3 separate regions of the Homo sapiens genome follow, and regions 1 and 2 are each linked to region 3. The links are chromatin contacts, found by Hi-C in ENCODE. All regions are on one chromosome and are shown on one strand. Each heading gives the region's core, a stretch centred on a gene start or an enhancer-like site at or near the end of the contact. The rest is flanking DNA. Distances are from core to core; before and after follow the strand shown.

Region 1 (2,700 bases), core at 113-2,612, 1.7 Mb before region 3:
CCAGTAAAGGAATTTCACCTGAGTAGGGATCAGCTCCAGTGCTAATATTTCAGATGCTGGGAATCCCCTGCAGGCCTTAGCCAAAAGAGTTCTTAAATGAAAAGTCTCTGCCTGAGCTCCCTCCCTGCAACCAGCCCTTGAACGGAAAAGCAGAGAAAATTCTCAAAGGACAGCGTCTGTGCCTGGGCTGGTCCTCCTGGGAGAGGAGAGGAATAAAACCAATCCAGAGAGGGCACCCCCATCTTTGTAAAGGAGAAGGGAGAAGTAATTAGAATGCCACGGAGGTGGGAAGAGAAAAAAAAAGAAAAGAAAATTCGGGCCCTTTCCATCGGGCCCTTTCCAGCAAGAAGATGACGAGGAAAGGAAGAACGCCTGGTCGAGGGGGGCTGTCCCAACATGGGGAGGGAGTGGACTAGGCCGGAGGGAGAGGGGGTGGAACGACGGCGCAAAAACAAGCTGGAAAGGGAGGAAAATGGTGACCCTGCACTCAGAACCGGCTCCAGGCCACGCCGCCCGCTTGGGGGCAACTTTGCTGGGGAGGAGGGTCCCGGTAAGAGAAGACGCGGCGCCCCGATCGCGGTGGCCCCAGCGCGGGGCCCAGTCTGGGGCCATCCCCGAGCCCGGGAGGCCGGGGCCGGCGGCTCGCGGAGCCTGGCGGGGCCGGACGGGCTGAGAGCGGCTAGAAGCGACCGGTGCCGCAGAGCCCCGGGGGCCGACGGAATCTGGGCCCCGAGCGGCCGGCGGCTCCGCGGGGGAGGGGCCGCCACTGCTCCGCCCGCCCCCTCCACCGTCACCCCGATCCCTTCGGCCTCTGCCCGCTCCGGCCAAAGAAGCCATGGGGGTCGCGGCTCAGCCGCCCCCGGCGGGACGGGGACCCCTCGCCTCCCCTGGCCCTGTCTCCCTGTCTCCCTGTCTCCCCGCCCCCACGCCCCACCCCCCACAGCCTGACTCACCTCGCGAGTAGAGGGACTTGGGCGATTCCAGGTCTAGGTCCGCGCTGAGCAATGAGATGAAGTCCGAGGGCATCGCAGCTCGACCCAGCCCGGCCCGAGGGCAGCGGGAGGGGGGGAGCGGCGGTGGCGGCGGCACCTCCTCTCCGGGACCGCGGGCACCGAACCGGGGGCGGCGACGCGAGGGCGGCTGCCGCTGCCTCCTCCTCGAGGGTAGTGACTTCCACTGGGCCGAGGACCGAGGAAACGATGGCGAGGTGGAGGGGGAACTCCACGGGGACTGATTCTCGGTGACCAGGAGAGGGGTTCAGGACGGGGAAGGGGAAGGGGGAGAGCCAAAGGGTCCGTTTCGTGTTTCTCCTCAGCGAAAACTGACGGTCGCCGCCACCGCCGCCGCCGCTGACAGGAATCTGAGCCCCGCCCCCGTGGGGCACAGCGCAGGCGCGGAGGGGGGTGCCCGGGAGCGCGGAAGAGCCGTGGCGGCCCCCGGAGGGCGGGGAGGCGCGCCAGGGAACAGCAGCAACATGGGCCTCGCTTCCTGCCGGCGCGGCCCGGGCTGCTGCTGTTCCTGAGCCGGGAAAGGGCCCCGCTGCCAGGGTGGGAGGGGGGGAGGCTGGGAGGTGGCCGCGCGCTGGGGCCCCGGGGAGGGAAAAGGTATTTGCAACGACCTGGTGGCGGCGAGCCTGAGGCGGCCGGCCCCGAGCAGAGCTGAGCGCAGGAGACAGAGCCGAGAGAAGCGAGAGGTCTGCGCGAGCCGGGGACGGACCCCAGAGGCCGGCGGCGGACGGGCCTGGCTGGCCCGGGGTCTCGCAGGGGACCGGAGTGTCATCGCCCGGACAGCCGCCAACCCTTTGGGGTTTGCATAGCAGTGTGTACAAAGGGACTGTCAAACCCATTTCTTAATTAGGAAATGGCAAACCGTATCCCAAAAACCTCGAGTTATTGATTTTTAATTAAAGTACTTTCTCCCCTAACACTCCCCTCCTACCTTTGGAGGCTGAAATTTTTTTTAAAAAAAACGATCTCTCTGATTGTGCTGGGGCATCCGGGTTATTCGGAGTGGGACATAGAAGACAATTAAAAAATTGGATCATGTGAATCCACCTGGCTGTTCTAGAGGAAAAACAGGTAAAAAGCAAACCTCAACGCTACTCTTCCAAACAGTTTTTCTTTTTTCTGTTTCTTTTTTTTTCCTTTTGGACTAGGCAAAGATGGAGGAAGAACGCATTTAACTGAGTTTTTGCTCTTGCTTTTCTGTTCGTGGAGCCAAAAGTTTCCGTTGCAAAAATTTAAAATCCTCACCCACACCGCAGAGCGTTTTCTGATTCTAATAGACTTCTGAGAAATTTTTAATCAAGTTATTGAAATATTACCTGGAGTGCAGGGTGTGCATCTTGGGAAGTAATTTTAATCTTGTGTGGAATATTGATGCCAGTAGCCACGTGGGCATGGTTTTTAAGCTATTCGAATGGTTTCGTTTTTTATCTACAAGGATAGTTACAACTCATGAAAATCAGTCTGTTGTAATATGTGTATGTGTATATATATGCACACATATATATACATACATATATACACACATATATACATATATATATAATTATAGAGACTTTTTCCCATGAAATTGAGCAGTTCTCGGGACTTGGAGTGCTAGGGTTGGGGTAAGAAGCTCTCAGCAAAGGAGGGCCCAGTACAGATGTCGCTGAGGCAAGGCCCTTTACAAAGTTTTACCTGTAGACCTAGAATTTAA
Region 2 (2,721 bases), core at 69-2,568, 1.5 Mb before region 3:
TAGTGGGCGCCTGTAGTCCCAGCCACTCGGGAGGCTGAGGCAGGAGAATGGCATGAACCCAGAGGCGGAGCTTGCAGTGAGCCGAGATCGTGCCACTGCACTCCAGCTTGGGCGACAGAACGAGATTCCATCTCAAGAAAAACAAAGAAAAAAAAGAAAAGCAGCTATGATCACCAAAGATCAGTCAGACCTAGAGGCCTCTTCTCTCATCCCGGAACGTGTACCTCATAGAACTTTTGGCTTTCCAGGATACTATACATATTAAGGTCCTGATATTAATTCACAGGTCCAGCATGGGATTCACATCCTCAAGGACATGGCCACCTGCACTTCTGAGTTGTCTTTGAGTGGCCCCAAACTGGATCTTTGCAGGTTCCAGACTAGTGGGGCTGGTAGGACAATCTTTGAAGCTAGACCAGTTACTGGGCCTCTCAGGAAGAGGCACCCACAACCACCATCCTGAACTAAGGTCTGAGCTGGAGGTTCTCCATTTGGTCAAGTGCCAGTTGGTGAATTCCAAGAGTATCAGAGATATCTGAAAGTGACTCAGACCCTCTATGGGACTATGGGTGGTCCTTTTGCTTATTTTTCTAATTGTTCTACAACAAAATGTGTTATTTTTGTGATTACAAAGAGTATATGTCTAGCGGCTGGGTTGCCAGGTGCATTCTATTTATTGGTATCACACTGGTCTTTGCTTTATAATTACAGTATTTGTTAAAATACAAATTTGTTTAAAGACTTTCCTCTGTGTATGCTCTCTTCCACAATTTTCAAAGTGTTTAATAAGGTGCACATATTTGGTTTTCTTTTTTTTCTTTTCTTTTTTTTGAGACGGAGTTTCGCTCTTGTTGCCCAGACTGGAGTGCAATGGCGCGATCTCGGCTCACCGCAACCTCCGCCTCGCGGGTTCAAGCGAGTCTCCTGCCTCAGCCTCCTGAGTAGCTAGGATTACAGGCATGCGCCACCACGTCTGGCTAATTTTGTATTTTTAGTAGAGATGGGGTTTCTCCATGTTGGTCAGGCTGGTCTCGAACTCCCGACCTCAGGTGATCCACCCGCCTCAGCCTCCCAAAGTGCTGGGATTACAGGCGTAGAGCCACCGATCCCGGCCTGTTTTTCAGTCTCTAATACACTGTTCCGCGTCCCTAGCATAGTAGCTGTTTTCTGTAAATTCGGAGCGAAGTTGACTGCAAAACCCGCCGGGTTCACCGGCCTGGGCGGTGTGGACTTCAAGCCCCAGGAGGCATTGCGGCCGGCACATCGGGAACTACGGCGTCTGAGAAGGGGGCCGGGCCCTCCGGTCCTTTCCCTCCCAGAAGCCCGCGGGCGGCTCGGAACGCTGTTTCTATCATGGCCGCGGGAGCCGGGACGGCGGGCCCCGCTTCCGGCCCGGGCGTCGTGCGTGACCCAGCGGCGTCACAGCCGAGGAAGCGGCCCGGCCGGGAGGGCGGGGAGGGCGCGCGGCGATCGGACACGATGGCGGGAGGAGGCGGGAGTAGCGACGGCAGCGGGCGGGCAGCTGGCAGGCGGGCGTCCCGCAGTAGCGGGCGGGCCCGGCGGGGGCGCCACGAGCCGGGGCTGGGGGGCCCGGCGGAGCGCGGCGCGGGGGAGGCACGGCTGGAAGAGGCAGTCAATCGCTGGGTGCTCAAGTTCTACTTCCACGAGGCGCTGCGGGCCTTTCGGGGTAGCCGGTACGGGGACTTCAGACAGATCCGGGACATCATGCAGGGTGAGGGCCGGGCCGGGGGAGGGGGGTTGGAGCGCCGGGGAAGGGGGTCCGGGGGACCGGGAGTCGGGACTGGGGGTCGCCCAGCCAACGATGTCTTCTCTCCCAGCTTTGCTTGTCAGGCCCTTGGGGAAGGAGCACACCGTGTCCCGATTGCTGCGGGTTATGCAGTGTCTGTCGCGGATTGAAGAAGGGGAAAATTTAGGTATGGCTATTTTTGTGTTCTTCTCTGGGCTTACTTGCGTAGGGTTTTGTTTTAAAACTTATATCTAGAACTGAAGGATTCCAGGTTAAAGTGCGATAGTTTCCATCAGAGTGGTCTTTTTCATTCTACGATGGGTCTGTTTTCTGGCTCGACTGGCTCTAGTTTTCTCCGGTTAAGGTTGTCTTGGCTGCTTTTCTGTGTTTTTTTTAAATCTTCTCCCACCTGTTAATTGCTCACCCCAACTTTGCTCCTGTCTAAAGTGAGTTATGTTCATATGGACATCTTTTTTCCCCCATGGTAGAGAGTTTTTCAGAGTGGAAGTACTCTGACATTTTTCCCCTCTGAATTTAACTTGAAAGCTATTTAGCTGTTGTCAGTTTCTTGCCACTCGTATCTGAGGAGGATGGGTATATTCTGAATTTGAGAGGCAAATGCAGGTATTTAAAAATAATTTTTTTGCCTGTCTTGACAGGTGTTAAAAAATGGTCACGTTAAATTCATTGATTTGAATTTGGACCCTTATCGTGTATGTCAACCTGTAGCAAATATGTCAAAAAATTAAATGCAAATCTTACCATATTTGCATGCTCCATTTCCATAAATATATATATATAATTTTTGGACATAACTTTTTTACCCTTAGAAAAGAGCTTAAAAATGAAAACTGTGCTTTGTCCTAGACTGTTCCTTTGATATGGAGGCTGAGCTCACACCACTGGAATCAGCTATCAATGTGCTGGAGATGATTAAAACGGAATTTACACTGACAGAAGCAGTGGTCGAATCC
Region 3 (2,700 bases), core at 82-2,581:
AGAGAAATCAACGCTTTACATGCCATCTCTCCCCTAGTCCCAAGGTCTTCTCTGGACTGGTTCCTTAATTTACCATCTCTCAATCAGAAGCGCCTTTACAAAGGATATCAGGATAGTATTTTTTGGTCAAAGATAACTCTTCCCCCAGAACTCAGTAGGGTCTCTGATGGCATCAGTAAGGGCAATTTCATAAAGCAACCAGGTTCCTGCCTGTTTACAGGCAGCTCCAGTTGTTGGGAAGTGAGCAAGCAAGTGAGGGGAAGCCAGACTTTCTGGAGCTTCCAGCCCTAGTTCTGCCACCCAGGCTTCGGGAGGGCCCCACAAAGTCTGAAATCTACGTGCCCCACCCCCCAAAGCCCCTTCCAGCCCAGGTTCTGGTTTAGCACTAGGCTCAAGAACCTCAGGCCTGAATTCTACTTCCCGTGCATTAAGTCCCACCTTAACATCCCATTCTTATGAAGTCATCCTGTCCTGCGGGGCAATTCTGTGTTGCTGCTGGGGCCTGGTCACTGATAGAGAAGGGCGTGGGCTGGGCCTACCCGGCAGGAGCCGCCTCACCCCATCAGGCCCAGATCCTCTAAGACAAGACAGGGATAAAGTCTCCCGTGGAATCCCCTCCCGCCTCATATTCCCTGACCCTGCCCTCCCTGCGAGAACTCCAGTCCGGGCTCCACAAAGGGCGCGGTAAGAAACGTACACTTCCGAGGGGCAGACAAGGAGGGGGCGTTCACCTACACCCCGGCCGGGCTATGGTCGGGAACAGGGTGAGGGGCCCAAGCCCCGGCTGCGGCAGGCGGGCGCCCTTACCCATGCTGACTCTGGAGCGGGCCGGGTGGCGCTGCCCATCCCCGGATCCTTCGTAGGTGGGTAGCAGGACGTGGGGCTGGGGTCTGCCCGCTAGCCAGCCTGCAGAGCTTGCGGGGCTCGCGCAGGCCGGGCCAGGCTAGACGGGGCGGGGCCCTAAGGCCCCATCCGGACGGTCCTGACTAGAGAAAAAGGCCTGGCCATGGCGCAGGCCGGTGCACCAGCCACCAGCACGGTACGGCCCAGATAGGCGCCCGGCTGGCTCTCTGTGCGTTACCCCCGGCCGCCGCCTCACAGGACCGGCGGGAGGCGGAGCCGCGCGCGACACATGGCCCGGGCCCCGCGCGGCTTCGGGCCGCCGGGGGGGGGGGAGGGGAGGGGCCGCCCGGGGACTCTCAGCGGAGCCTCCCGGCAGCCCAGAGAGCGGCTCCTGCGGCCCAGCCCCCGCCCCGGCGTGCTGGCCCCGACACTCACCCGAGGGGCTGGCACGATGGCGGCAGCGGCAGCGGCAACCCAGCGCGGTCTGCGGCCGACTGTCCCTTCCCCCCTGCCTTCCTTCGCCCGCCCCGCTGCACTCTGGGAGACGCAGTCCCACCGCCCCCCCTTTCCGGCATGAGCGCGCCGAGAGAAAACTACAATTCCCGGCGTGCTATGCGCGGAGGCCCAGACACGGCCCGCAGCGCGGGAGGTGAGGCTAAGCCAGGGAGGGAGGCTGCCGGGGCAAGCCCCTGAGAATTGTGGTCTAGCGGAAGCCTCTGGAACACTAGAGGTTGGCGCCAGGCTAGGGTCAGGGCTCAGTTGTCTCCTGGTCTCAGCTGGCTCGGCCCCGCCCAGTCTGTGCACTGGGGTGGGGGTTGGCCCCGCCTCCGTGGGAGCCCAGCCCGGCCCCAAGCTGGCCCAGCTGCCCCTCCCTGGGCCCCTGGGCCGTTTCCGCTCACGAAACCCCCTCCCCTTGGGGCTATGGCTGCCGCTGTTACTCTTCCGAGCTGTGTGGCCTTAACCAGCCCGGGCGGAACGCACAGCTCCTGCAATCCCAACATTCGTGCGCCTGCACCTCGGCGAGTCGGGCCCAAAGCTGGTTTCGAGCAGGCTAGGCTATTCTTGGGCCGGAGACTCAAATGTCCCTCAGGTGGGGCTTGGTTGGAGAGGTTACCCTCAAACTTCTACAGTCAGGGGTCCCCCCAAAACATTCTGTAAGGTTTTTTTGCAGCAGATAGAGCAGCTAAGTGTTTCATTTTTATTAATGAGGAAAGAGAAATGACTGACTTACCCAAAATTTCGCTGTGATTTAAGTGACCAGATTGTAAATAGTTCTCTTCCTACCCATTGCCCTTTCCTTTCAACGCCCATTTGTTTTCTTGGTAACACAAACATTTGTGGTAAGGCCAGTCTCTAGGTCAGACCTGTGCTTGGCAAAGAGATCTGCAGCCAACTTGGGGTACCACAGGTAAGGGAAATGGCTACAAGGCCTCTCCAGGCAACTCCTAGCCTTCCTTCCTGGCCGGAGGTCTCTCAGTACTCCTGTTCTTCCACAAGAGTTTTGCACCTTCCCCCACCCACAGGCTACCCCTCCAAGAGATGGCTGGTAAGACCGGACCACACTTCTGTTTTTTAAATCTCAGGTCTGTCAACACTACACTTTGCCTGACTAGATGCTTATTACTCAGCTAGTGAGAACTCTGCATTGCCCCGCTTATACATCTGCATCTGGGATCTCCCTTGCTCTGTGAACTGTCTTCTTCTCCCTAAGAAGCCAAAACACTGCCCATAACCTCCAGACACCAGGGAGGGTCCAGGGAGTACTGCTGAGAGCCTCAAGGGAGCCAATGCAGAAACAGCAGAAGTCCCTTCAATAAATAGGAGCTCAAGGATACACTGAAGAGCATGGCTGGATCC

Evidence for each region. A loop is a pair of places that touch in the nucleus more often than their neighbours do. Pooled maps may share reads with other maps.
Region 1: a pooled map shows a loop between it and region 3 (5-fold over the local background). The contact joins the promoter of NFAT5 here to the promoter of NUTF2 in region 3. A Hi-C loop is called at or near these places in 5 of 50 pooled maps.
Region 2: a loop to region 3 is called in a pooled map, with 5 times the contacts of the local background. The contact joins the promoter of TERF2 here to the promoter of NUTF2 in region 3. A Hi-C loop is called at or near these places in 5 of 50 pooled maps.

The regions. Positions count from the first base shown.
Region 1 is chr16:69,564,628-69,567,327 of GRCh38, reverse strand. NFAT5 (nuclear factor of activated T cells 5) reads right to left here and starts at 1,362. Exons shown (of 15, transcript NM_138713.4): 1 at 954-1,362. The coding sequence starts at 1,026. It overlaps MIR1538 (microRNA 1538), which reads left to right and starts at 1,460; the gene lies at 1,460-1,520. RefSeq lists silencers at 567-876, 897-1,166, 1,461-1,637, 1,357-1,736 and an enhancer at 2,398-2,700.
Region 2 is chr16:69,384,604-69,387,324 of GRCh38, reverse strand. It overlaps TERF2 (telomeric repeat binding factor 2), which reads left to right and starts at 1,318. Exons shown (of 10, transcript NM_005652.5): 1 at 1,318-1,732; 2 at 1,839-1,934; 3 at 2,615-2,721. The coding sequence starts at 1,354. RefSeq lists a silencer at 1,323-1,702.
Region 3 is chr16:67,845,564-67,848,263 of GRCh38, reverse strand. NUTF2 (nuclear transport factor 2) reads right to left here and starts at 1,331. Exons shown (of 5, transcript NM_005796.3): 1 at 1,279-1,331. It overlaps CENPT (centromere protein T), which reads left to right and starts at 571. Exons shown (of 16, transcript NM_025082.4): 1 at 571-863. RefSeq lists an enhancer at 446-555 and silencers at 1,026-1,375, 1,576-1,845.